7 separate regions of the Mus musculus genome follow, and regions 2, 3, 4, 5, 6 and 7 are each linked to region 1. A link is a loop called in an ENCODE intact Hi-C map of the cell type or tissue named here. Cell type or tissue: left cerebral cortex. All regions are shown on one strand.

Evidence for each region. A loop is a pair of places that touch in the nucleus more often than their neighbours do. Peaks named below come from ENCODE experiments on the same cell type or tissue, not always from the same donor. Only the 100,000 strongest peaks of a DNase experiment are listed, where the experiment ranks them.
Region 2: a loop joins it to region 1, with 2.5 times the contacts of the local background. A loop is called at or near these places in 8 of 42 quality-filtered maps.
Region 3: a loop joins it to region 1, with 2.1 times the contacts of the local background. A loop is called at or near these places in 9 of 42 quality-filtered maps.
Region 4: a loop joins it to region 1, with 2.5 times the contacts of the local background. A loop is called at or near these places in 8 of 42 quality-filtered maps.
Region 5: a loop joins it to region 1, with 1.8 times the contacts of the local background. A loop is called at or near these places in 3 of 42 quality-filtered maps.
Region 6: a loop joins it to region 1, with 5 times the contacts of the local background. A loop is called at or near these places in 4 of 42 quality-filtered maps.
Region 7: a loop joins it to region 1, with 3 times the contacts of the local background. A loop is called at or near these places in 10 of 42 quality-filtered maps.

What each region holds. Positions count from the first base shown.
Region 1 is chr8:36,456,709-36,460,708 of GRCm38, forward strand. Trmt9b (tRNA methyltransferase 9B) reads left to right here and starts at 1,378. Exons shown (of 5, transcript NM_176952.5): 1 at 1,378-1,675. In left cerebral cortex, CTCF peaks have their summits at 1,936 (motif pointing right) and 2,637; DNase peaks (open chromatin) are centred at 926, 1,295, 1,728, 1,881 and 1 more place; H3K4me3 peaks cover 2,175 bases; H3K27ac peaks cover 1,870 bases.
Region 2 is chr8:36,359,124-36,363,123 of GRCm38, forward strand. No RefSeq gene overlaps it. Among named protein-coding and RNA genes, the nearest start is that of Trmt9b, 97 kb to the right of the region's middle. In left cerebral cortex, a CTCF peak has its summit at 2,316 (motif pointing right); DNase peaks (open chromatin) are centred at 2,323 and 2,937.
Region 3 is chr8:36,507,527-36,511,526 of GRCm38, forward strand. All of the region lies in intron 4 of Trmt9b (tRNA methyltransferase 9B), which reads left to right. Among named protein-coding and RNA genes, the nearest start is that of Trmt9b, 51 kb to the left of the region's middle. In left cerebral cortex, no CTCF peak of the experiment used is centred here; a DNase peak (open chromatin) is centred at 1,782.
Region 4 is chr8:36,521,482-36,525,481 of GRCm38, forward strand. No RefSeq gene overlaps it. Among named protein-coding and RNA genes, the nearest start is that of Trmt9b, 65 kb to the left of the region's middle. In left cerebral cortex, a CTCF peak has its summit at 1,643 (motif pointing left); a DNase peak (open chromatin) is centred at 1,594; H3K4me3 peaks cover 426 bases; H3K27ac peaks cover 192 bases.
Region 5 is chr8:36,228,669-36,232,668 of GRCm38, forward strand. Lonrf1 (LON peptidase N-terminal domain and ring finger 1) reads right to left here. Exons shown (of 12, transcript NM_001081150.2): 4 at 2,370-2,519; 5 at 1,615-1,855; 6 at 1,413-1,509; 7 at 468-582. Among named protein-coding and RNA genes, the nearest start is that of Gm35712, 17 kb to the right of the region's middle. In left cerebral cortex, no CTCF peak of the experiment used is centred here; a DNase peak (open chromatin) is centred at 2,111.
Region 6 is chr8:36,245,592-36,249,591 of GRCm38, forward strand. It overlaps Lonrf1 (LON peptidase N-terminal domain and ring finger 1), which reads right to left and starts at 3,768. Exons shown (of 12, transcript NM_001081150.2): 1 at 2,976-3,768. The coding sequence starts at 3,663. It overlaps Gm35712 (a long non-coding RNA gene), which reads left to right and starts at 2,315. Exons shown (of 4, transcript XR_870368.3): 1 at 2,315-2,468. In left cerebral cortex, a CTCF peak has its summit at 2,387; DNase peaks (open chromatin) are centred at 656, 1,584, 2,167, 2,611 and 2 more places; H3K4me3 peaks cover 3,521 bases; H3K27ac peaks cover 3,425 bases.
Region 7 is chr8:36,515,660-36,519,659 of GRCm38, forward strand. No RefSeq gene overlaps it. Among named protein-coding and RNA genes, the nearest start is that of Trmt9b, 60 kb to the left of the region's middle. In left cerebral cortex, no CTCF peak of the experiment used is centred here; no DNase peak of the experiment used is centred here.

The DNA of each region.
Region 1 (4,000 bases):
TTTAACATTTTATTTATTACTCCATGTGTGTGTGTGTGTCTGTGTGTGTTTATGTGGTTGGCTTTATCACCTGCCACTCCTGCGTCCCATCCTTTTTCCTTGGGTCCTGGCGCTCCTCTGTCACCTCTCCCCTACTTCCTAGCCTGTGCAACAACCCTAAGGGTTCTGTCCCGTCTCCTTTGGCCACTGGCCGCTAACATCTTTATTGATCGATCAGAAACCACATGTGTGCCTCAGCACCTGCAGAGGTTTCTACAGAGGACTAGGAGATGGTTATTTTGTTATTTGTGACATTGCAATAGAAATCCAAACAGAAGTTCTCCCTGGGCCACCCCAGTAGCCTGAGTACTAGAACACTATCCCTGAATTAAACTAATCTCCAGCAGTCCTCCTTGTGGCGTTTTAAATGCACATTGTCTTTGTGAGACCTTAAGATGAGTCCTTACCAACACTTATAACAGGACAGAAACTCAACAACATCAGGGTCTTATCCAAAAGCCAGCAAAGCATTACTGAATGTATTGGGCTCCGACTCCGGGGAACATGTATTTAAAAAAAAAAAAAAAAAGTACAAAGAACCCTGCCTGTAACTGTGTTGTTTACGAATAGGGGTTGAAGGTTACCAGCTAAGACACTGAAAGCAATTAACACTATTATTGCAAAAACAATGATCTATATCCATTTTGGGTGATCGCTTCTATATCCCACCCTGCACTGTTGTGATATACGCGGCTTTTGACCCGCTCGTTTTAGCAAAACATTCAAAAGATTGAGCAAGCGTGCCTGTGCGGTGACAGGCTGGACTTGATTCCTCCAATCCTGAGTCAGCCCACGTGCCCAGATACCCGGTAGGGATTTTTCCTTTACAGTAGGTTGCGGTCAGGATCAAAGGGGAAGAGTTGGGCTCAGGGTCACGTGGTGTCACCACAGGTACTGAGCTGCGCTTAAGGCCCGCCAGGTGTACCCGCCCAGTGGCGTCTCTCCCACTTAGGACCCTTCACCCCACCAGACACTGGAGGTGGGAGACAGGAAGGTCATCCTGAGCCCAGCCTCTGGCGCGTCCGGGCGCGGCGATCGCAGGGGACAGACAGAGCAGCCACACGGCTTGGGCTACGCCGCGCGCCCGCGCCGCGCCGAGCCGACTCGGAGGCGCCGCGGGCTTGCGGTTGTAGCCTGGGGAGAGGTGAGGGCGGGCCCAGGCGGTGGGGACTCCGCTGGGTGGGGGTCGTGGGAAGTCGCAGCTGTCACTCTGGCGCCCAAGCGGTGCAGCTCGGCAGGAGGTCCCCACCGGAGCCTGAATGCGCGCGGCCTCGCGGCTGCATTCCAACTTCTCTACGGAGCCGCGCTCTAGCCCGGGCGCGCGCTTCCGTCCCGCGCGTACTCCCAAAAACCCTTCCCCGCCCCCTGTCCCTCTCTCTAGTCCTCTCCCTTTCATTCTCACGCTCCTAGGCCGACCCGTGGAAGTTGCATCCTGGATAGCCCGGGCTGCGCTACTGAAGAGCTCCGAGCTAGAGCTCGGCCGAGCCTCCCGCCCGGATCCCGGGCAAAGACCGCCCAAAACCTGGTGCTGACCTTCGTCTGCACCGCTCTATGGTGACCCGAATCTCCGCTGCCCGAGTTGCAGCGGCTGTGCACCCCAAGGACTGCCAGAGCGCCCGGGAATCTGCAAGCCTGGGTGAGTTCCTGGTCTTTCTCGGCCATCCTTGTTAATGGTGGGAGAACCTGTTTACCCTGCAAACTTGAGATGTGACCAAAGCAGAGCAGCATGCCTTGCAGGACGTTTTTCAGATGGCAGGGAGGATAAATAGGCTCTCGGAGTCCAAGGCGACAAGCTCAGAAGTATAAAGGTGAAGTTGTATTTTTGTTTCTGGTCGCACGTGTATCTTTCCCTTTAAAAGCCGTGACTTGGGAAATGGTTTTCTACCCAGCAGGAGGCGGGAACTAAGATAACTCAGCAGCCTGAAAGTTTCCAAAGCTGAGAATGAAAATACAGTTTATTGGAAGGAAAGTCAAAACAGGATGGTGGGATCTATACAATGATACGTGCCTCCTGTGTGCGCCTGTTAGAATTAACTTGAGCTCTTTGTCAGAAATAACATATAAAAAGAGACAAAGATGCAAACAACTCCGAGCCCGGCCTTTCTTTATGTATTAGTTGGTGTGCATGAAATCTTTAAAATGCACCTAGGAAATTTCATGCAGGAAAAGACTATATCCGTCTAGCTTGGAAATTAAGGTTATTCCTAATACACCAGTAAAGGGCATTTAACACTCCCCCTCCCCAGCCCCCAGATAAAAGCACTGTTATTCCTATAGCCCGTTAAGGTATCTATTCTTTCTGCTTCCTGGGGGGGGGTGATTAATTTGTATTGAAATTTAGTGAAGGGAAAGTTGTTGGATTTTTCAGAGATCAAGAAGCCTGCTACAGCCGTGTAAACAGCTCTGGTGATGTGATCCATCAGTGACCTAGGGACACTTGGGGTGGGTCTCTGGAGATAAAGATCTCTGGGGAGGAATGTCCAGGAGCCACTGGCTGGCTGTGTGTGGTGCATTTAAAAGGAGACTGTGACAAGTTGCAAAGCATCCAATCACTAAGGAAACCATTGCAAAGAACTGCTGCTTTGTTGATGGCCACGTCTGAAAAGAGGGCCCTCTATAGGCTCCGTTCCTCACTGGAAAGAAAGCCTGCCTCTAGAAAGATCTGGTTGCTCTAAAGATGCTCTTTGAAAATACTTCATCCTTTGGCGTGTGTGTGTGTGTGTGTGTGTGTGTGTGTGTGTGTGTGTGTGTGTCTTGGTATATCTAAGGTAGTTCAGGTATTCTAATGTTTCTCCTTGCGGAAGGGATGGTGACATTGAAAATGACTGGTCTGCATAGTTAAGAACTTAACCTGATTTTAAATGTAGGGACCAGGGGGCAGAGCATTCCCACGAAACTGTAAACCTTCATTTTGTGTGTTTGTTTGTTTGTTTGTTTTATAAAGCTGAATCTTACTGGTTTGGAGGACTCTAAACAAGAAGTGCTAAGTGGGCTTAGTTCTGAAGTGTCTGCTTCTTTAAGACTTGGGCTATGTGTGTCTATCTGACTATCAAGGTTCTGTCACTGCTTTGAAGAAGCCACAAGCCAGACACAGTTGGCAATACAGAGTAACTTGATGTTGAGAGGACAGTTCTCGGTGATGCTCTGGCTCTGATTAGGATCTGAGCAAAAGATGTCATTGGAATGAGCCTTTGGCATGGCCAGTTGTCGTGATCTGTCGTCGTCCACGTCTGTGGTCATCTGTACATTCCTGGTCTCACTCTTACACAAAGGAGGATGTGTTCTAGATATGTAGCGGGGAAGTGTGAGGAAAGCTGCCAACTGTGTTTGAGGAGAGACGGGGGTGTGGGGGGGCGGGGGGGGGGGACTAAATCCAAACTGAGCTCAACTCATAATTGGATCCCCAAGAACCCTGGAAGAAGAGTGATGTTAAGAGGTTAGGTGAGTGCCCCTTAGCTTTTGTGACTCACTTCTCCAGATAGCCTGAGAGAGAAATTTGCTTAAGACCCTTTGATGAGAGGTTCTTCTCAAAGTGAGTGAATGTCATTCATTATTAGGGGACACTTCGAAACCAAAGAAACCAAAGAAGCAAGTAAGGAGGGCTTTCTTTCTTTCTTTCTTTCTTTCTTTCTTTCTTTCTTTCTTTCTTTCTTTCTTTCTTTCTTTCTTTCTTTCTTTCTTTGAGCTGTAACTAAATCTTCTAAACTGAAACCTGGCTCAAGCCTTTTCCTCATCTGTGACATGGGCATAATGACTTCTCTCTGAAGGCAGTTGTGGGGAGTGCATAAGTGGTGATTGTAAAATGCTTAGTTTGCTTTTAAAGGTGAGCAATTATAAAGAGTGGGTAGAGGGTCTGGAGAGACACTTCCATGGTAAATAGTACTCAAGGCTCTCACTCAGAGAACCAAGAGGTCATATCCCAGCATGGGAGCATCAGGCATAAATGCCTATAACTCCAGGT
Region 2 (4,000 bases), 98 kb before region 1:
TCTAGAGAGACTAGCTGGGAAATGACTCATGGGCTTGCCTGAAGCTTCCGGACCCTTTACCCTGAAGTGTATGGTTATGTTTGAAAAAAACTTTGAAAAAGCTGAGACTGCAGAATCTACGGGAAAACACCTGTCAACTCAGGTCCTCTGCTCAGGGAAACAATAGGCTTTAACTTTAGGCTGTTTCTTTTTTAAACAAGGTTTCTCTGTGTCATCCTGGCTGTCCTGGGACTTTCTCTGTAGACCAAGCTGGCCATGAACTCACTGAGATCTGCTTGCCTCTGCTTCCTGAGTGCTGGGATTAAAGGCGTGTCCCACCAGAGTATGAGGCTTTGACAGTATGTTGAGTGAGAGACGTTCCTTTTCTTCAAAATAGTCAAAATAAATGAGTCTATAGAAACAGAAGCAGATTAGTGGTTCTTGTGGGTTTAGGGGAAAGGAGATAGAGAGCAGATGCTTAATAATGGGCAGTGGGCTCCTTTTGGGAAGATTAGAGTAAAATAATAGAAGCATGGCTTGTATACCATTGTAAATACACTGTGTAGAATAATATACTTTACAAAGGTCAATTTGTGGTTGTGGTTGTTGTTGCTGCTGCTGCTGCTAGTGATGGTGGATTACAACAGAGTCTTGCTATTGTAGCCCAGCCTGGCTAGAACTCACTAGGAATCTCAGGATGCTCTTGAATTCAGGAAATCCCACGACCTCAACCTTCTGAGTGCTGAGATTATAGCCATGAGCCACAACTGGTTGAAATGGTTCGTCTTAAAATATATAACTTTCTCCTTGATACAAAAAAATTAAACACAAAATCACCGTAAAATTTAGATATTAGGTTATACATGAAAGCATTCCAAATAATTACTCATAACTTTTAGAAGTCTGACTCTATATCCCTTAGACGTTTGAATAAGCACTCTCCTCACTTCTATGGGGTAAGACCCCAGACAACTCCCGAGACCTTGACTAGTATAAAGCCCTACTTACACTCATTTCCTGTAGGACTGAAGATAGAGCCCAGGGCCTGGAACATGACAGGTTCTGTCACTGGTTTACATGGCCAGCTTCTAATTTTTCCCTTTTAATGTGTTGATACAAAGTTTCACGACACAGCTTTCTTGGGTTGACTTGGAATTTGCAATACAGACCAGGCTGGACTCTAACTTGCTCCGATCTCCCGGCCTTTGCCTCCCAGATGCTGGAATTAACAGGCGTGCAATGGCCACACGTAATTTTCACAACTTTTTATTTGTGTGTGTTGTGTGTGTGTGTGTGTGTGTGTGTAAGAGACAGAGAGACAGAAAAGCAGAAAGAGGGAGAAAGTTTCACTAAATTATTAACTTAGTAGCCTGGGTCCGGCACAGGATAAATATCCTGTGTCTGGTTATCTTGTCCTTAGATAGGCCTTCCTCCTACGTGTGCATTTAGAAAATTAATTTACCATTTAACTAAAAATATTACTTACTTAATTTAGCTTTTTAAATAAGCATGAAAGGTAGATGTTAAAGCTCATTTTAGCCACCAAGACTCTCAGAGCCAAAGAACACACTGCTTAACACCAGAAAGCCACGGAGTTGGATTAAATTTGGATCTCCATAATTTGAAGGTGTTTGAATTTTATTCTGTGCACCATGCCCTTTTATTAAGACTGTGCAGGGAACAAAATTTAAATCAAGCTTTCTCATGTGGTAGTTGATAGAGCTAAGTATCGCATGCTTTATAGCTCCATGTGTAGTGACATCAAACTCTAAGCTTTCAGTGGATCACAGTTGATGTATCGGCACCAGAAAAATTAGTAGAGGCCACAAGGAAAGCTCCTCAGAAAGCTAGCTGTTAACCACTGACAACCACACAACCAGTGCCTTCAAGTAACAGCTATTTCTTCTTCATTCCTGGTTCATGCACTTTATAATTGGTTACATTGGATTTTTTTATTATTTTATTTTTAAAATTGGTCTATCTATCTATTTATCTATCTATCGTGTATCTGTGTATCTATGTGCCCGTGTATCTGTGGTGTTTTTTCTTTGGGTAGCCCTCAAGGTCCTTGGAACTCACTCCATAGACTAGGTTGGCCTTGAAATCACAGAGATGGGCCTGCCTCTGTCTCCTGAGTGCTGGGATTAAAGGGATTAAAGGCACACACCATCACTGCCAGGCTTTAGTTATATAATCTTATAGGCCTCACATCAATAAATTCTATCCACATAGGCAATTGACCACATCAGCGAGCAAGTACTTTTATCTTTCTCTCAATATACTGGAGGACAGAATTTCATTTTAAAGGGCCCTGAGAGGGGGAGAAAGTTATTAAACCAACCAGCAGGGGGAGCCCAACTTCCAAACGTGGGCACTAGGTAGTGCTCTGACATTCAGCTAGATTCAAAAGCTAAAAATACAGTATTCATCAGAAACTCAAACATACACTAGAAATAAAGAGTATTCAAAGACAGTTATGTGTTCAGGATCTACATTGCCCAAAATCCTGGAAGTAAAGACTTACCTTGATATATTCTAGAAGAAACATTAAGCAAAGAACTAAGAATTTTAGAAGGTAGGATCTTAGCTTCTTAAAAGAAAATCAAATGTACCATGCATTTTATATTCTCTGATAGAGGATTTTTATAATACATAAAGTGTAATTTTCAGAAAACCCATTCGCATGTTCAGGGTTCTTTAAATCCCACCTAAAGAATATATGAATGTAATAAAAGTATAATTTAAAATTCATTCGGTAAGAAAGTTGGCAAGGTTATTTTAGATTTTATCTGAAAATGCAAAGTAGTAGGAAGGAATTTAAAATGCAAACGAAACTGAAATGATTTTTATAAGAGGGAAGTTGAACTTTCCGATTTCTGTATCACATTCCATGCCAGCATCGTTTGCACAGTGACATAGGTGCTAAAATATGCAGACCCAAAGAATCGACTAGGCTGAGCAGACCTTAGGAGGTGGGATTCGATTAGCATGACTTACCGCGCTGTGGGGCAAACTGTGACTTGTTCAGTCAATGTGACAGGCTCATGATTTGGGGAAGGAAATTATATACTTCTTCCCTGCTCTAAAATAAAGCCCAGATGGAATACACATTTAAATGCAGTACCAACACTTGTTAAATATATTAAATGCAATACATCATTTCTATGATCATATATACGTACATATACATTTCTCCATGTAAACAAGTGGATGCTACCTATATGACCAACAGCCTCCCATTGGTGTGTAACAACAGCCTCCCATTGGTGTGTAACACCTCTGTGGGTTTGTGTAATCACCCTACCCTTATTTCCCATCCACAGTCTCTCCTGCCTACAGGATGCCTCCCATTCACAATAGACACGTCTACTCTAGTGGGGAAACTACTTTTCTGTAGAGAAGAGGGCTGTTGGCCACTGTGAGCAGAGCAGTGTGGGAGAAAACAGCCTCTTTTGCTCTGTTTCCAGGGGGAAACGTCAATGATTCGTACTTTCATTCCTGTTCATAATTGTGAAAATAATTAACATTCACAGATGTACAGAAAATAGTATTATCAAACTCTTCCAGCCGTTATCTTGTGGCAGCATTGTTTTGTTGTGCATACTCTCTAATGTCCTCCAAAGACCCATGGTTTGCATATTTAGTCCCCAAGAAGGTACTATTAGGTGGAGAACTCTTAAAAAAAAAACGGAACCTAAGGAAGGTATCCTTAGGTCATTGGGAGACCACTCTACAGGGGATCACAGAACCCTGACTCTCTTCTCACTCTGCCTTCATGTAATAAGCGGAGCAGCTGTGTCCCATGCTCCCTACCACTGTCACGGGAATTCTCACTGGAAACCCGGAAACAGCTAGTCTGCCTGATTAGACCCCCTAAAACTCTGAGGCAGCATAGACCTTTTCCTGTCTAAGATGAATACCTTGTGCATTATTACAGTGGTAGAAAGCTAACGAACACACCTGCTCAGTCTATTCTGAACAATTCTTATATCGACTCAAATATCAGAATCCTAATTATTTC
Region 3 (4,000 bases), 51 kb after region 1:
AAGATAGAGTATTTGTGCTCATAAGCACAAAGCTGTTTATGTTGGTTTTGGAGTCCACAAGGCTCCTATCCCAGCACCACTCCGCTACTGTGACAGAGTGTGTAGTGTTGACTCCTTATCTGCTTTTCAGAAATGTGCCATGTTCCTATGTTCTCAGCTTAAAGGTCCCACCTTTCCCTTATAGAAAATGGAGGATGCTACACTCTCATTTGTGTCTGTTCCAAAGCTTATGTTAGAATGTGTCACAGCTCTTCTGAATGTATGAAGCCTGTTATAGAAGTGAGTTCATTATCACAAGGAAAGTCCCTAAACAAGAGAGTTGGAGAGAGATTGGCACAACTTTTTCCAAGGAGAGGTGAACCCCAGATAGGGCATCTAGTACAGTCAGGTTTCTGATAGGAACATGGGAAGACTTACTTATTACTTTCATGTCTCAAAGGCAACTTGCCACTGAAAAATTCCCACCAAACATAGCTTATAACTCATGGATAAGTGTCACAATGTATAACTCATGGATAAGTGTCACAATGTATAACTCATGGATAAGTGTCACAATGTGTAGGCAGCTTCGCTAAAGAGTCTCCTCTCCCCCAGCAACTGCTTACTCTTTGTATAGTCTCAGTGAGCGGCTTATAAGTCTTGTAAATTTTGTGAACTTCTAGTTTTCCAGGGTCTCACACTGCACCTTCCTTGAAGTTTTCAATTCAGAGGAAATATCTGTGTAACAGTGAGCTTGGCAGAGTGTCCCCCTCAACTCCCCATGCCTCACTCAGTGCTCTTTATCATTTGTGCCCTAAGCTATATCAGGAGGCAGCCTGAAGGTCCTCACCTATGCTGACCCGCTGTTTTGAAGAATTATGCTCAACTGGAAACACGACCCGAATAGGTTTCTATTGTTTAAAGTTTATTGTTTCATGTTTCTATCGTTTATCGTTTACCTAGTCTTTGGCATTCTGTTACAGTAGCAGAAATGCACTAATACACCCCATTACTTTCTTTCAATTGAAAAGGACTTGAGAGACATGGTGGCACATAGCTATAACCCCAGCCCTGTGCAGGCTGAGGCAGGAGAATCATAAGTTTAAGGTCAACCTGGAGTACACAAAGAGGTGTTGACTCAAAATAAATTAGCCTAACAAAAGTGTCCCTTTAAGTTCCCAAATATGCTATTAGGAATTATAGCTATGAGGTAACATGATAAGGTCATTTTCACATTTAGAATAATATGAGAAGTTTCAAAACTCACTCTTACATTCATATGTATTTATTCCCTATTTTTGAATTTCATATTTTGGCATTTCTGGCTTGTCCTGACATGAGGACATATCTTTCCCCCACTTCTTTATTTTCTTACGTTTTGGAGTCTTTTAGTAAAAGAGAGACAACTGCCGTACTCAGCTATAGGCACACTGGGCTTCCCTGGCAGATTCCGAGAAGGAACACTTTTTGCCCTTAGAGCAATTGGCAAACTGTCTAAAATCATGTAGCAGTGTAAACTGGTTGAATCAACCTCTTACCTCACGCCAGGCTCTCCAACACCCAACCTACAGGGAACATCCGGCAGTACCCGGTGACGTTTAGGGGAAGTCGCCAGGGGACAGGTATATATGTGCTATCGTCATTGACAGGAGGCTCCCCAACAACAGGAATCCTCAGGCCCCAAACACCAGTGAAAGCAGTGTTTTAAAGCCTGCTTTCTGCCAAACCTGGAAGTTCTGAGTGCTCAGTAAGACCTACGCACTTAGAAAGTTGAAGAACAGTAAGTCATAAAGTGAATGACTTGACAGGGTGTTAAAGGAAACCTGCTGTCACCATTTGGTTCTGTAATCCAAAAATTGGATCCAAGTCATCTTTTTAGCCTTTCCACCGGAAAATTGCTCTAAGTACATATATGCAATGTATATATGGACTGCAAATATGGAATACTATTTTTGCATTTGAGTTGTGACTATGATTCACCAACAAAAATGTTCTTTTACTTCTTAAAATTTTCAACATAGTTTCTCAGCAGTGACATTTCGGATAGATTTCACTCTAGTGATGTTCATGGTGCGTCCTACCAGAACTTGTATATGTGTGTGTATATATAACGTGTGTGTGTGTGTGTGTGTGTGTGTGTGTGTAACACATTTGACATGTGTGAGGAAATCTTCCTCTATAAGCTTCTTTTTCCTCCAAAACATTTGACTTGGAGCTGGAGGGATGGCTCAACTGTTAAGATCACCCACTACTCTTGCGGAGGACCCGGGTTCAGTTCCACAACCCAGGTTGGGTGGGTCACAGCTGCCTAGTGCAGTCCCAGAGGATCCAATACCCTCTTTAGCCTCCGTAGGCATCTGTATACATGCACCGTTTGCTCACACAGCTACATAAGCATAAATAAAATTTTAAAAACACTTGCTTTAAAAGTTTGTTACCTACTGCCTGTTACATACACATTTAAAACACAAGAGTCACTTTTCTGCATAAAACTATGATTAAAAATGAATTATTTTGTACTTATCAATAAATGAAGACTTTGTTTTCTATACAACACCCTTTGAAACCCAGTAGGGTCCTGGAACATTGAAGACCTATTAGTCTATTACAAAGAGTTATTTATAGCATGTAAACAGACCTGTTTTAATGTGTTTCCCTCGTCCCTTCTTTGGGCTTTACCAGGTTAATGCAGTGACTTATCACGATCCACAGAAGCTGCGTTCTGTAGAGCCTTGTGGACACTGCACAGCAGCTCACAACTGTCTGTACCTCTGGCTCCAAGGGGTTCAATACCCTCTTCTGGCCACTGCACAAATGTGGTGTGTACATACACTTATGCAGGTGAAACACCAGCCCACACACAAATAAAACAGACGATAGATATGATAGATCGAAAATAATGCCAATTGTATTCTTGAGTGACCTCCCTCCGAAAACTTTTTATATAGAGATCAGGCTTTTTATATGGGCCAGACTTCTCTTTAGTTATTTGATGCATACCTGTGGCAGGTAAACCTCAGAGCTCACTAGTTTAAAATCCTCACTAACGGCTAAATGATGTGAGCGTCAAGAGGACAGGTTCAGCTGCTCTCTGCCAGCGCTGCTGCCCACATCAGCGCTGGAGTTGCTCAGTTTTGCTTGGAACCAGACTCCTCCCTGATCTATGTAGAGGTTCCTGTTTGGAAACAGAGCTTCCTCTTGGCACAGTGCTGTGATTAAACACCTCCAGTACCTAATAGATGAGGACTTTTCTATATATTTGTTTGGTGAGAATACACCCAATAAAACTGGGGGTACAGTCAGAGGTAGAGTGTCTGTTATCATGCGCAGTCCCCTGAGTTCCTTAATTACCTAGTGTGACATAATCAGTACTACTAATAAAATGTACCCGTAATAGCACACATACACGTAGGGGAAAGATGGATTCTATTCAGGAAATACTCGAATCTCCCTCTGACTTTTCAGGGATTAAAAGTGAAATGATAACTAATACATTTTTTTAAGCACACACGATTATTGTATTATCATTAGGAAGGGCTTTTGACCTTGTGTTTAGCTGGCTTCTCTTTGCATCATCTAACTAAAAAATACATAATATTTAAACTTTCTCTGTATGTTGTTTTATTAATATTACTAACACTGATTCATGGTATTCACCCATGGCTTCTATAGAAACAAATTATTCAGTAAAACAATGAGTTAGTCCCTAGACTCCAACAGAGAACACGGCCGCACTACATGTCCCTTTCAGATTTCAGTCATTCACATTGGTTATCCTTGTGATAGCCAATTTTCAAATCCCATAGGCTTTGAGGCTGAAGAGAACTTGCTCATTATCTCTAAGGGTTTTTTGTTGTTGTTGTTTTGTTTTGTTTTTTATTAGACATGAGGGAACTTAAAATCTTCAGAATTTGTTCAAGTCAAAAACTGTCTCTGAAAGCCAGACCCATATTGTTTTTCCAGTTTATTGTGATAAGGTTCTCTGTAGGCCAGGATCTCATGACCAGTGTATATGTGTTCA
Region 4 (4,000 bases), 65 kb after region 1:
GAAGTGAGCTCCTCGAGCACTAAATTCAAAATTTTACCCTGAAGGAAATGGGGACTACAGATGTGCGCATTGACACCAGGCTCAATAAAGCCATCTGGGCCAAGGGAATAAGAAATGTCCTGTATCACATCTGAATAACTTTGTCCAGAAAACATAATCACCAAGAGAAGCTCAATTTATGTGCCTGTTACCATATTCAAAAATCTCCAGACGGTCAATGTGGATGAGAACTAACCGGATGGATGGATGTGGAATAAGTTGCAGAACTGCCCAAATAAAAAATAAAAATAAAAACTCCCCTTCTTTACATGTTTGTTGAACAACTTATGAACATTCTATATAGGCAAGGGGCTTTTTAGAAACCTTTGAGGACTTAACGAGAGTCAAATTTAGTTCTCAGTCTTGACCAATTAAAAGCCAGCAAGATATGGGGCTGGAGAGTTGGTACAAAGGTTAAGAGCACCAATTACTCTTCCAGAGAACCTTAGTTTGATTATCAGCATCCACATGGTGGCTCATAATCGTGTGTAACTCTGGTTCTAGAGTATCCCACACCCTCTTCAGGTACCTGGCACCTATGGGGTGCACATATGTGCATGTAGACAAAACACTCATATCGTAAGGTTAACAATTTAAATTTGAAAAAGAAGAAGAAGAAGAAAAGAAGGAGAAGGAGGAGGAGGAGGAGGAGGAGGAGGAGGAGGAGGAGGAGGAGGAGAAGGAGAAGGAGAAGGAGAAGGAGAAGGAGAAGGAGAAGAAGAAGAAGAAGAAGAAGAAGAAGAAGAAGAAAAGAAGAAGAAGAAGAAGAAGAAGAAGAAGAAGAAGAAGAAGAAGAAGAAGAAGAAAAGAAGAAGAAGAAGAAGAAGAAGAAGAAGAAGAAGAAGAAGAAGAAGAAGAAGAAGAAGAAGAAGAAGAAGAAGAAGAAGAAGAAGAAGAAGAAAGACTAGTTAGTCCCTTAAGGACAACGTCAGTAGACGGAAGGCAAGGAGTTGGAACAGTTCTTAAAGGATTCTGGGAGACTCTGAGTCATTTGTTGATGGCAACAATGGTATCTTTCATTATGCCGGCTCTAGAGATCAGAAATCTTTATAGTACCATGTATTTCTGAGGGTAGCTGTCACTGATAGATCTGTATAGACAAACGCTGAGACTCTCAAAGGCTACACCACTTCTATGGACAGTGAAGGCTTTGTCCTGAACCGTTATTACAAAACCCACAAGAAGGTGGTTTTGCAGGGGACAGAAAAAGGCAAAGACACCCGAGAAACAGATTGCAGCTTGATTCTCATGATTATGACCACCAGGGTGATAGATTCAGGCCTTCCCTGCTTGTTGTACGCGTTTATTTTCTTCACTGTTAGAGAGGCATTGGGATATTCTGGACAGGTGCTTATAAACACTCTCTGGATAAGAGAGCAGCTGGCATTTGGAAGGGAAGGAAGCCAAGGGGGAGACACAGCGGTGGGAGCTCGGTATATTTAGTATATTTAGAAGTAGAAATAAGACTATGTGAGACTAAAAGAACGCGGAGCCTAATTAAGAGAGCGGTTGGAGAAGAGGAAAACTGGCGGAACCGGTTTTATCCTAGACAAGATCGGCGGGAGGTACGCGTGGGAACTCTGAAATGTGGAGAGAGACTGCCCTCTTCTGGACAACTGAAAGCTTCCTTTGAAGCCCTGGACTGATCAAAATGTTGTTAACTAAAGGTGAATGAATCCACCTTCACTAGGTCTTTCAAATAAAAGGTAACTAATAAGTGGGTGCCCAGGTAGGAATTCAAGCGGACCCCCCCCCAAAAGGTCTATAAAGACAGGCTGATGTATCTTCAATGTGGATCACTGAGAAGTCAAGCGATTTGGGAATAGAATGCCACTTAGTTGAACCCATGTACTTCTGGACGCCTGTGACACTTCTGCTCGGCTGGCTGTGAGTCACTGAGAAAGTCACCTGCATTAGAAGCCTTTCCTTGGCTCTCCTTTCAGTATGGAAACAGACCTCAGTGCTAGTTACAAAGAGATGCGACGCAAAGTCAGGACAAGCAACCACGCTAGTTAACTAGTTACGCTGATAGATATGTCCATGACCTTACTTTGACCTTTGCAAAATGCACATATAACACGTACCCCATAGATGTGCATGATTATGTATCAACAAAATAAAAAATAAAAGGGAAAAAGAATCATAAATAGCAGCAGCAAGCACCACAAAAAGACTGAGAACCTTAATACACGCCAGTGAACAGGATGCACCTGGGACTCTGCAGTTCAGACCTTCCACATCTGAATCCTTTTAAACATGTAGTCCTGTGAAGGGACTCCTCTGTGTGCAGAGGCAAGCCTCCATAGCTCTCCACAGAGAGACTACTCTCCCTGCCTGTGCCTCGCCGCACGTCTTCTCAAGAGACAACCAGTACTGTGTCCACGCAAACACCCAAGTGTCTCCTGAACATATCATGCCTGGAAGGTTTTGCACAACGACCTGCCAAGGGATCTAGGGTCCAGCTACCCACAGTGTGTTTTACAGACAGCATGAACCTCATCCGGGACCCTAGAAGCACAATGCCCTAGGGTTTCTATTGCTGTGATGAAACACAATGAGCAAAAACCAAGTTGGGGAGGAAAGGGCTAATTTGGCTTACACATCTACATTATAGTCCATCATTGAAGAAAGCCAGGACAAGAACTCAAAGGGGCCAGGCGTGGTGGCACATGCCTTTAATCCCAGCTCTCGGGAGGCAGAGGCAGGTGGATTTCTGAGTTCAAGGCCAGCCTGGTCTACAGAGTGAGTTCCAGGACAGCCAGGGCTATACAGAGAAACCCTGTCTCAGAAAGAAAGAAAGAAAGAAAGAAAGAAAGAAAGAAAGAAAGAAAGAAAGAAAGAAAGAAAGAAAGAAAGAAAGAAAGGAAGGAAGGAAGAAAGAAAGAAAAGAAAAGAAAAGAAAAGAAAAGAAAAGAAAAGAAAAGAAAAGAAAAGAAAAGAAAAGAAAAGAAAAGAAAAGAAAAGAAAAGAAAAGAGAATTCAAAGGGGTCAGGAACCTAGAGGCAGGAGCTGACACAGAGGCCATGAAGGGGTGTTGCCTGACTGGCTTGCTCCCCATGGCTTGCTCAACCTGCTTTCTTATAGAACTCAGAACCACCAGCCCAGGGATTGCACCATCCACAATGTGCTGGCGCCTCCCAAATCAGACATTAATTAAGAAAATGCCTTATAGCCAGATCTGCTAGAAGCATTTTCTCAAGTGAGGCTCCTTCTTCTCTGATGACTTTAATGTGTGCCAAGTTGGTATAAAACCAGCCAGTACACATAAAGTCAAAACCTGCTCATTTGCAGACCACCAAGCTCCAACAGCGAGGTTCAAGAAACATTCTAAAGACCTCCCATTCAGGCTTCCATTAACACCTCAGGTAATTCCCCTTCTGAGAAGCCTCACTTAGGCAACCCCTCTTCACCCCGTCAATGGAAATAACAGAGGTCATCTAAAGTGTAGTTAAAAGTGAGGCGACTCACTTGGGAGTAGACTGTCAGGGCATTGCCAGAGGAAACTTTGAGTATATGGACTGGATGTTCTTAAAGACAAAGCAGGGAAACCTCACAAGATATTTTAATACAATAATTCCTGTCCACAGCACTGAAACTCACAGGAGATGCCAGCCTGGTGTTGATGTGTCCATCACTATGCAGCTGTTAGCACAGAAGCAAGTTTTGTGTGAGATTGCAGTGGTCCTTGTGCAAAATTGTGGTCTGGGAAGCCTTTTTCTCTAAAGCCATCGTACTTACGGGAGACCTTCCTGAATAATGTCTTGTCTGGTTGACGCATGTGACTCCATTTTGATTCTGGGAGCTTCCACATGAAGTTGCCTTTGAAGAATGAATTCCTCTCCTCGATCCACCGGTGTTTCCAGATTTATGGCACTCTTATAGAAAGAACTTACAAACAAGCCACACTAAGGAAGTCTTGCTAAAAAGTCACAGTGCAGCCGGGCGTGGTGGCGCACACCTT
Region 5 (4,000 bases), 230 kb before region 1:
AAGTCCTTTGTATACATATTATGGCTTCCAGCTTAGCATTTTTTGTGGGATTCTGGGATAATATGCAGGCAAGTGGACCTGTTACTCGTACCTTCTCCTGGGCTTTGCCTTCTGCTTGTTTGTTTTGTCTAACCCTGATGTGTTAGTCTTTGTTTTACACTATCATATTATTCCAATTATATTTTCCTATTATCCCTTAAAACAAACAAAACAAAAAAACCAAACCAACCAACCAACCAACCAACCAGCCATCCAAGTACGGAGGACTTGGCTCTTAGGCCCCATCTCTGCCCGGCTCTCCGTTTCTCTCTCCTACACAACACAGGTAATCAATCAGCAGTGTGCTCTTGGTCGGCGAGGATTCATAATTCACCTCACTCTGAAAATGAAACCACGCTTTCTGCTGAACACAAACCAAGCCATGTCCCCAAACTTTGACCAACAGACAGATACAAATGTGCGTTTACCTCTTTTAAGCTTTCTTTGCAGAGGGGACAATATGGCGCATGATCTAAACAACGCTCAAGACAATTCTTACAGAATGAGTGTCCACAAGGGGTTGTTACTGGCTCAAAAAACAACCTGGAATCAAACAAAGCGCACATTAGCTTTCACACCAGGAGCCTCCACGGCGGAAAAGCTTCTGTTAATAATGGACTGTAACATAAAGCTCTACTTAGAGCAGCGGTTCTCTTCCTCAGCCCTTTGGGAGGCACATCTCAGATATCCTGCATATCAGATATTTATATCGTAATTCATAACAGTGTCAAAATTACAATTATTAAATACCAACAAAAGTTTTATGGTTGGGGTCACCATAGCATGAGGAAATATTAAAGGGTCACAGCATTAGGAAGGTTGAGAAGAACCATGGCTTAGAGGCATCAGAAGGCCAAGGTGAGAGAGGAGAGGGGGAAGAGGGCAATGCTAACAGTACGGTGGCCTCCTGCACCTTCTGAAAGACCTTGAACAACAAAGGTACTCTGCCAGGGGCCCAGGACTGCACTGACTATAGCAGTCATCACTTTTGGACACGTGGATCCCCAACCCTTAAGCCCGTGGCTGAGCCAAACTGAGCAAAGTAAATGCAGACTCAAAGACAGAGCAAACCAAGTAGGCCACTGGTGACCATTAGATTTTGATATAGCCTCATCAAGTTCGAGGCCAGTCTGATCTACAGAGTCAGTTCCAGGACAGCCAGGCACCCAGATCCTGTGTCTGCAAACACTGGCCCCACTTTCTGGATGCATAAGTCTGAGATTCAGAGGACTGTTTAAAGCTAAACCTAGGACTAAAACTCCACCTTCTGATGCTTAGCCCTAGAGTGTTAGCTCATCTTCCCTAGCACTGCCTTCATCTATGCTGCATAGTTATACCAACATAATCATCTTTACAGAATTTGACACACTCACCTCATACAGAGAGAACACTCAAAGTCTGAGACGTCGATTAGTTCTTCTGGGATGTCGCCATAAGCTATTGAAAACATACAGTCTTCACTGGGAGATTCTAATGAAATAAAGAGACAGGCAGGGTTTTACTCTTGGGGGAAGAAGTCCAAAGGCCACCTGGAATGAGGACTTGACGGGGACAACTGCAGAGGGGAAGCCTTACCGCTTTGCTTTTTGAGCTTACTCCTCCCGTCTTCGTTAATAAGCACGTCCTGTTCTAAGAGAGACAGCTTTCGTTTGAGCAGGACCCCCTTTCCCTGGGCGGACAGTAAGGGTTCTGAGCACACGCGCTTTAAACCGTCCTCCCTGGCAGGCACTGCCGCTGCACTGATGGCTTGTGCTGACTGGGCGCGGCTTAAGCTTCCTTTGACAGGCTCTGGGGCATCCTCCACTCGTTCTTCAGGCTGTGGAACACAATAAACAAAGGCAATCCCCTCTGTTCACCGTCCTTTCTTCTCCTTGCCAAGAAGAAAAAAAACGGAACCGAGATTTCAACTCCTTATTATAAGGAGTTTGAAAACTAGCTTAACAGAACTTTTCAACTTTAAAACCAGGAAAGTAAAGGGTTTGTTGTCAGTATTTATAGAGCCTTAGGTATCATGCTGACTGATGTCACAGCACTGTGTAGAGCAGCAGTTCTGACGCAGATGCTTCTAGATGAGACTAGAATATTTATAGCTATATGCATGTCCTAAACTGTAAGTGTGATGCCAGCTAAGTGACCTAAAATGGCGCAGTGAGCACTGACATGACATCCAGAGCTTCAGTATAAATCAGATGCTGCAGACAAGACCCTGTTACTATCATCTGACAGGCAGTGCACTTAAGCAGGCTCCAATGCTCGACCCTGAGAACGTGGGGGGTCTTAGCTCTAAGGAGGCGGGTGTAGGGAGCAAATGTCATCCTTCCACCCCTTACCTGCTTCAGGCCAAGCTCAGCAGGGGAGTGTGGCTGCTCCATTACTGATGGAAAACCAAGAGGTTTGCTCTTAATGCACGGTAACGAACTCCAGGAAGACTCCTTCAGGCCTTCCCTTACATTTTCAGGTGACAGTAAGTCACACAGAATCTGCAAGAAATATTATAAAATAGAATAGAAGATATATACTATCTGATGAAGAACAACAATATACGCTTTACTGTCTATTCAAATTCTGAGAGGTGTTTGTAGAAGACACTATTTTTAGTGATCAGGAAAGAATCGATACATTTTTAAGTTTTACGAACCAAGGTATGACTCAATAGGGGTCATATCACTTCAAGGGAAAAAAGAAAAAAGAGGGGAGGGAGGTTTAACCTCGGCAAGGACGGGATAAAGTGGCTTAAGAAGGTACCCAAGGGAAGAGCGAGCTTTATAAATATTCAGATTACAAAGGGAAGACGTTTTAAGAGAGATGGAACTATTCCATCTCTTAGCAAGCCCTACTCTGTCAGGAGGTCAGGGTGTCCACGACAGCCAATTTTTGGGTTATAGCTGGAGTACTATTGTATTTGTGTGAACCTAAGAACGTGGACTAAACTCAAAACTCTCAAAGTCCCTGTGTTTGCACTGGACTTAGCCTGTCACTGACCACAGCTACCCATACGGTGGCCTCCACTGCTGAGTCCTTGCTTGGGAGCAAACACCAGCTTCCCTGCAACCTCTGGGCACGCAAACGCAGCTGGCTGCGTGATAAAACGTCCTGGGTGCTCAAGCCAGGGATAAATCCCAATCACCCGCATCAACAGGGCTTAGTAAGGCACAGGGAATGCGTGGCTGCAGGAAAACGGGGCGCTCTATAAAGCACCATGTTTCTCTGTGCAGCACGTGCTTCCTAAACTCTAGGTCTGGGGGTCAAGCTTCGTGGGTCATAGAATGTGGTTATCCACAAATCAGTGCCAGGAAATAAACACACTGTGAGTAGAATATGTCTTCCGTAGGTCCTTGAGCAATAACTCACTCAATAGGAAGCTATCCAGGGTCCAGGGATGTAGCTCATTGGTAAAGAGCTCGTACAAAAAAAATGCACTAAACACTCTCCTCTCCTAGGTATCTGCAATGAACTGCTTTGAAAAGACAGAAAACAGCAGCAGCACCAAACCCTCCAAAAACCACTGTGAAAACAAAATAAATGAGGATTACCGCTAACAAAACAGAAAACAAACAAACAAGCAAACAAACCCATAAACTGGAGGAGGAGGAAGAAAAGAGGAAGGTCCAGGTATGCCAACTCAGTGAGGTGGGATCCAGGGCACTGTGTATTACTTATTGACCCAGGTGATCCTTCAAAATGCCATACGCTTAACATCACAACTGATGTGGCACAGTCTATGAACACTGAGGTCACACAGCTAGGACTCAACATCAGTGAGTTTTCCCAAAGAACTTTGCAAAGATCCTGTCTTTTCGGATGCTGTCGCAGTAAGGGAGCCCCAAAAGAATTCCTACAGCTGATAAACAACTTCAGCAAAGTGGCTGGGTACAAAATTAACTCAAATCAGCAACCCTTCATTATACAAATGACAAACGGGCAGGGAAAGAAATTAGGCAAACAACTCACTTCACAATAG
Region 6 (4,000 bases), 210 kb before region 1:
TAAAACATCTCTGGCTTTAGAGGCCTCAACGTCCTTCTGCAGGGCCTCTGTAGGAACCATTAATACGTACAAACCTAATAATAAAAAGACAAAGTCTGGGCTGGTGAGATGGACAAAGGCATTTGCTGCCAAGCCATTCTTCCCAGGTCTGACATGGAAAGCTCTCTCTCATTCCCACAGTGTCCTCTGACTTCCATATGCACACCACAGCATGTATGTATGCATGAGCAAAACGGTAAATAAATGAAAAACATAAAAAACTAAAAAAAAAAAACCTTCCTTAAACAATTTAAATAAAAAATTGTACACAAACACACACACACACACACCACAAGCGCGCACGCACATACACTTTGACTTTTTTTTTTAAAGCCAGTTCAAATCGTCAACCACACCGTTCTGTCTTCATGTGGAGAGTGGAGAACACAGGAGAGAGGGGTCAGTGTAAAAAATCCAGAATAAAAAGACTCCATCCACTCCACAGTGGGATCCGTTCAAAAGACTCCAGTATAAAGACTCCATGCAGAAAAGACTTTTACATAAGCTCCTTGAATACTAAGAAGAAAGTTATGAAACATCTGAGAGTTAATACCAAAAGATCAATGGATTAAATGTTATCTAAATATATTCCAGTGCAACAGACCCTTATGTAATCGCAATGGGAATTCTGACGTTGGCAAGGGTTCCTGGGCTTTCTTTTTCTGCCGACAAGTTTAAGTTTGGTTGTGTGGGGGCCAACTGCAGACTAGATTTTTTTTTTCTAATAATATTTGTTTCATTCTAAGAAACATGAAAAAAATACAGCAAGGGCTTTTTTTTTTCATTACCAAAAAGGACGGTGTCATTAATAACTAGAGTTGAGCAGTGATACAAATGCCTTTCAAATGCTTCCATAGATAATAACTCACCAACTCCAAAAGAAAAAAAAAAAACCAAACCAAACCAAACCAAACCAAACCAACAAACAAAACTTAACCTTAACAAGCGGACAAACAGATTTCTGAGAGTGACTGCGTTGCTTGTTCGGAAGGTTAGGGATACAGAGCAGAACATTACATGTGCCAGGCAAGCACGCTACCCCGGAGCTATCCGCCTACTCTTATTAATGCCCATAAATTATGAACCACATACAATTGCCCTCTACCAACTCAAATATGTTTGGCTCTATAACTATTCTCCTTTTATCTCACACAAAGAATTCAAGGGAAAAATATTATCACTTTAGTATCGCTGAGATACACAATCAGGTGTAGAATTACTGGTTTTTGACAAGCCTACAAATAAGAAAAATAAAAACCTAATAACATAATAAAGTGAAAGGCAAGAAGAGACTTGCATCCAAGTCCTGAAAAGGGGGTGGTTCCACAGCTTGTAAGCAAATCTCACGTTTGGTCTGTGAAGCTTGGAAACAAAAGAATTCATCATTCCCAGCTTTTTCTGTTCAAGATGATATCCCGGTAGACCCTAGAATCTCAATACTGGGCACAGAAGGTTGGAAAGTGGAGGGTCTAAGCTGTCCAGACAAGCCACCACCCAAGTGACTGTTGGTAAGTCACCCGTCCAGTCTCTGCTTCCTCATTAAGGTCTGACCGCAGCCTGATACTGGATGACTGGTCAGTTGGCTCCAGCTCCCCCACTCAACTTTATTCACCCAGATATCCAGAGTCACCCCCAGCAGAACTGTGGACTCCAAAGTGTTCTGGGTTTGTCATCTTAGTTTATTACTGCTTGCTCATGAAGCTTCTGGGAGACAATGAAAACATGCCAGAAAGATATTCCTGAAGCTACTGTCACTTGCTCAGGATGACTAAAAGAGTCAAGATAATAATTTCAGTTACAAGATTATAACTTATCTAATACTTAAATCAGTTAAAAATTCCCAATGTCAATGATTTCATATAAGTAATTTCTCGTGGTAGGCAGCAGACATAAAGCATGGCCAACATCAGGTGACCAACTATGTATGATAAAGTTGACATTTGGGCCTGATCAGTCTTTCACATAGGCGGCTGTGAGCCTAGGAATGTTTAGTGACATCCTTGGAAGGGCCACCAGATGTCTGTACTGACAGGACTCCTAAAAGAGGTGGCCATTCGAAGATGTCTCTACGTGCTTTTCTAGATAAGGTCCCCTCCCCAGTCAGTAGAGAACAACCACATTCCAGGATCTAAAGAGGAACTCTCGGGTTTACTAAGTTTACATGGCCCTCTTCCCCCTACCCCCCAGCTTAAAAACCAACTTAAGCTCTAAGCAGGAGACGGGACCAAGCTGCTGTTTCTTGGATATGAAAATATAAACAAAAGACCTACAAAGCTTCCCCTCACAGGTCTACTGTGAGCAAGGCAAACTCCTCACACAGGCTACTTCTCTACCAACACCAGGGGTACAAGGGAGCAGCACAGAGGGCGGAGGAAGCAGGATATGAGACAGGCAGGTGGAGGAGGTTCCAGGAGCAAGAGATCCTGCAGGTAAGAAGAGGTGACCACCTCGGGGGCAGCCGGCCACCAACTCGGAGTTGGGCCGTCGCTGGGCCTCCCGATGCCGGTGCCCGCGCCGGGCTCCCGCCACGCCCACTGAACGTCACCCGTTACACAACGCCCCCCCACCCAGCTTATGCAATTCTGCCCTCCCGCGGCTTCTAATTGCCCCGGTGACTTTAGTGCACGACCAAGGTAGACACGGTATCCCCCGAGCTCCCGCCAAGCCCGGGGATGCTCGCCCCCACCCCGGCTGGGGCTCCCGGCCAGAGTACTGAGGGAAGCCTGCGGCCCCCACCCACCCCGCGCCCAAGCTCCGCGGCCCCAGGTCCCCGCTGGGCGCGCGCACGAGGGAACCTCGCATCCGCGCCCCTCCCCGCGCCGCGTCACTTGCAGCTCCCAGGCGATCCCCACCGTGACCGAAGCACCCCGGGGCGCCGCCCCCTCCCACACTCGTGATCCCCGCTCGCCCGGCCCCACACCGCAGCCCCGCATCACCTGCTCGCAGGGCGTCGCAGGCGGCGGCCAGGGCCTCCCGGTAGCGCCCTTCGTGCAGCAGTTCCCCGAGGCGGCCGGCCGCCCGCGCGCGCTCGCGCTGGCCCGGGAACCACTTCTCCGCCAGGTGGTTGAGCACGACGCTGGTTCGGAAGTCGGCGATGGCGGCGGCCAGGGGCGGCGGCCGCGGGGTCCCCTCCGAGGCGGCGGCGGCGGGTGGCAGGCGGTCCCGGCACAGGCGGCAGCGGGCGCGCAGCTCCCTCCGTAGGCAACGGCGGCAGTAGCTGTGGCCGCACGGCACGGTCACCGGCTCGCTTAGGAAGCCCCGGCAGCTCAGGCAGCTGAGCAGCCCGGCCGCGCCCGCCGCGGGTGCCGCGCTCCAGCGCAGCCCGTGGCGGAGCCGGTAGCTGAACACCAGGCAGTCCACTAGCGACCCGAGGCGCTCGGGCCTGGCCGGGGCCCCGCGGCGCAGCGCAGCCGCGAACGCCTCCAGCGCTCCCTTCAGGTGGCCGCCCAGCGCCAGCAGCTCTCCGCGGCGGAGCAGAAGCTCCCAGCGCCCCGACTCCGCGCCCGCGCGCTCCAACCGCTCGCCGCCGCCGCCCACTTCCCACGGCCCGTTCCGGCTCCGCGGTCCGCCGGACGCCTCCCGATTCCCGCCCGGGGACGCCCTCGCCACGGCCGGAGAAGACATGGCCCGCACAGGGCTGCTCTGCCGCCGCCGCCCGCCGCCACGGTCCGGGAACCTCCGGGGCGCGCGGCTCCGCACGCGGCCGGCGAGCAGGGGGGCGTGGCGCGCGGACATGGCGGGGCGGCGCGCGCCCGGGGAGCCCCTGGGGGCGGGGCCTACAGAGGAGGGGCGAGGCTTAGCGAGGCGGAGCGGGGCGGGCCTTGGCTTCTGCGCCCGGCCTCCCGACATGCGGCCGGCCTCCTAGTTCACCAGAGCTGGCCGGCTGGTCCCGCCCTTTCTGAGCCCCTCCTGGAGAGGGACGTGAGATCAGATGATCCCCAGCGGGGATCTAATTGGCTTC
Region 7 (4,000 bases), 59 kb after region 1:
AATGCCTTAAAAGTAAGGTGTGAGGGGCTAGGGAGTGGCTTACTGATTTTAGAGTGCCTACTGTTCCTTCAGAGGACCTGAAATTGGTTCCTAGTGCCCATGTCCGGTGGCCCACAGTGCCTCTTTAAGACTCCAAGAGTAACTGCACTTGCATGTGTACAGACCTATCCATACATGCACGCACACACACACACACACACACAAAATAAATATTTTTTAAAACCATGCTATGAACACCCAGCTCGGATAAGGATACTGGCATAACTATTCACTACTCTGTCCTTCACAGCCTGTTCTGACGGTAAAGAACAAAGCAAGCCAAGTCTCACTTTTCCTGAACAGAAAAAGAGGGAGCTGTAATAATAGCAGCTAACTAATATTTATCATTTTTATCTGTAACCCCCAATAGCTGTCTCAAATAAATATAATTCCCAATTTGCAGATAAGAAAATCTAAGGCAGGAAAAAAATAATAATAATGTGCTAAGTTACCAAAATCTACATAAGCAGTAAGTATCACACATTTAGTGAAGGCGGAGCTAAGATTCAGTCCTAGATGGTCTGGATCCAGTCTGAGTTCAGAACCAGGGTGTCCTACATGCCCTCCTGCTGGATCCCAGGCTCTATGCTAAGCAGGCAACCAAGTGTTCAAGATTAACTGTGATTGTTGCCTGCAAGAATGCATTAAGCAGGCTAAGAAAAGACTACGCATCTTTCTCCCCTTTATGTCTTCTTTTCAGTTTTTCACATGTGTTTGTCTGTGTGTCTGTGTCTTTGTGGAGATCGGAAGACAGCTTGCAAGAGTTGATTCACTCCTCTAAGATCTTCATGGTCCCTGAGCCCTCTTACCAGCCCTGTTTTGTTATTTGTTGGTTGTTTGGTTGGTTGGTTCTTTAAATCTCTCTCTCTTTGACTTGAAGAAAAAAAAGAGATCTTGATCACAGAGCTCTCTAATCACTTTCTACAATTCTTGAATACTCTAAAAAAATACCCCTATTTCCCTGTTTTATTAGTGAAGAACTTGGGGGCTAATGCAGGTATTCTTTTTTTGTTGTTGTTGTTCAGAGCTGTGCAGTGTCCCCAGATACAAATGATGTAAAGCCAGGACATATCTGGGGTATTGGGTTGCACATAATATTAAGACATAATGACCAAAAATTCAAGTGTCCTGCTGGAACACGTTTTGTATTTGCTGTATGCCCATGCTCAAATGATATTGTTAGTTTTGTAAAATACAGTATTCAAATCTCCCTCCTGGGGTGGGGTAGGAGGGGGGCAAGGATGGCAATGCATGTTAATTAACATGGAGAAGGCCTGTCTGACACAGTTAGATTTCACTTAACTGAGGCTACCCTGGGCCAACTGACAAGCCTCGAGCACAAGCGCTCGGTAAATCTATTTCAGAATAGAATGTATCCTGAAGGGTAAGATATGAACTCATTCGGAAGGCACGCAGGCCCCTGGTAAGCCGACTCAAGTTCTGTTTCAGACTCATTTCCTACAATTGCACCTGTTTTCTGTTCTGCAATCGGCTATTTTAAACAATAGATTTCATTAAAATTACATAATAACAAGTAATTATCCCATGCCTTGAAGGGATCTGATATATTCAGACTTGAAACGCTGTAATTATAAGCTTTCCTCAAAGACAGATGCACCAGCAGGCTCATTCCATCAATAGGCACAGGAACACTACCACTCACTCATTTGGCAAAAAAAAAAAAAAAAAAAAAAAAAAAAAAACAGTCCCGAGGGCTGTAAGAGGATCAGAGGCCCCACTGGATTTTTCAAGTCCTCTGTGCACAGTCTTGGTTCAGAAACCAGAACTGTATTTTGATACCATGAACTCCATCTTCATGCCCTCAGTTATATACAAAACTGGGGTAAGAACTTAAAAAGAACTTTTATCAACCAAGGACTGAAGTCAAAGCACAGATAGCATTCCACAGGAGGAAGAACAGAAATCTAAGAGAACGGTCAAACAGAAAACACAGGCTAAGAAGTGCACAGTTTTTTGGTTTGGTTTGGTTTGGTTTGGTTTGGTTTGGTTTGGTTTGGTTTGGTTTGGTTGGCTTGGCTTGGCTGGGCTGGGCTTGGCTTGGCTGGGCTGGGCTGGGCTGGGCTGGGCTTGGCTTGGCTTGGTTGGAAACAGGGTCTTATGTATCCTAGGCCGGCCCTGAACCTGCTATGCTCCTGAGGATAACCTTAACTTCTGATCCTCCTGGTTTATATGGGACAGAAGATCCGATGCAGGACCTGACAGTGGGTAGGCAAGAACTCTCCCCATTGAGCCTCATCTCCAGCCCCAAGCTGTAAATGCATTACTTACCCTGAGACCCGGCAGTGCACCACAATAGTAGGAGTGTTTCATTGTAGTGTTACCCTACAGTCTGTCCATCCGCTATGATGGTTCCCCTTCAGTGGATTATAAACAGACAATGGACCACTTGTGAGAACTGATATCCAATTGGATACCCAATTGGCAAATACATGCTTTTTCTTTCAACTAGAGCTGGGAAAAGCAAAGCTGGCTCCAGTTTAATTAAGTGTTAATTCAACCCCATGAAAACCCCCAGTTTTCTCCACACTGCTTCATGATTTATCTAAGGCTCCTATCTCATGGGGAAAAGTGAGTGCCTTAGTTTCAGTTTTATTGCTGTGAATAGGCACCATGACCATGGCAACTCTGGTAAAGGTAAGCATTTAATTAGGGCTGGCTGACAGTTTCACAGGTCCATTATTATCATGGGAGGAAGCATGACAGCATGCAGCCAGGCATGGTGCTAGAGGAGCCAGGAGTTCTACATCTTGGTCTACTGGTAGCAAAAGGAGACTGGCTTTCCTTCCACAGGCAGCCAGGGGGAGGCTCTGATTCCACACTGGACCATAGCTTGAGTTTATATTTAAGACCTCAAAGCCCACCTCCACTGTGACATACTTCCTTCAACAAGGCCACACCTACTCCAAGAAGGCCACAGCTCCTAATAGTACCACTCCCTTAGGGCCAAGCATTCAAACATGTGAATCTATGGTGGTCAAACCTATTCCAATCAGCACAGAGAGTCATGGTAACTGCTCTATAGCAAGTGTAACCAGACACCAAAGTCCCTAGACAAAGTATCCACATATTTTCATTCACAGAGAAGAAAAAAAAAAAAAAACCCTGAAAGACAAGCATTTCTTACCCACTAGTCATAAAACTTCTGCTTAGATGGTCTATGGTAAAGATTCAAAATTCTCCTGTTTGTTTATCCAGAACATTGGAGATGTTTAAGACCCACACATAAGTGAAAGTTCCAAGCAAGACACGCTGAAGATGTATGTGAACATGTGCCATGTTCTTCAGATGCTCTTATATATGTATGTATGTAAATATATATGTGTATATGCATATTTGTAGACTGGCAGTGTTTGCTGTCCTTGCTGACCAAAGAAAAAAGTTCTCTTTTGCAGCAGAAGATATTAAATTAGCAACTACCATAGAAATGCATTTCATTCCATTGGCTTTTGCTGTGGCTTCAGGAGCATTTAGGAAGATTGCTACATGCTTCCGTGCCTTCCCTGGTGTTGACATATGTATTTGTGTCAAAAGCGTGAAGTTCTTTTTTTTTCCCCCTACAATATAGAGCTACTTAAATTTTTTCCCCCAGAGGGAACTAGCAATAGATTTAGAGCACAAATTGCTGCAAAACACCCTGACTCTTATAATAACCTAAAGATATATTATTTATACGAACCAACAGTGGTCAGGATCTTTTTGTAACAGATATTAAAAATAGTGTAATTTGTATGCTTGTGATACATAGTTGATTCTTTATGTGTTTGTGTACTCTTTAATAATAGACAGAACTGGGCTATTCTCCCTCCCTCCCCCCAATGTGTCAGGGCAGGTGCTGTTTAGTTTGGCCACACAATGCTTGTTACACTTCATCAAAACTGAATTAGTTTGTACTTGAATTCTGTTCCGGTTGTCCAGAAGCTGGGGTTAACCATCTAATGAT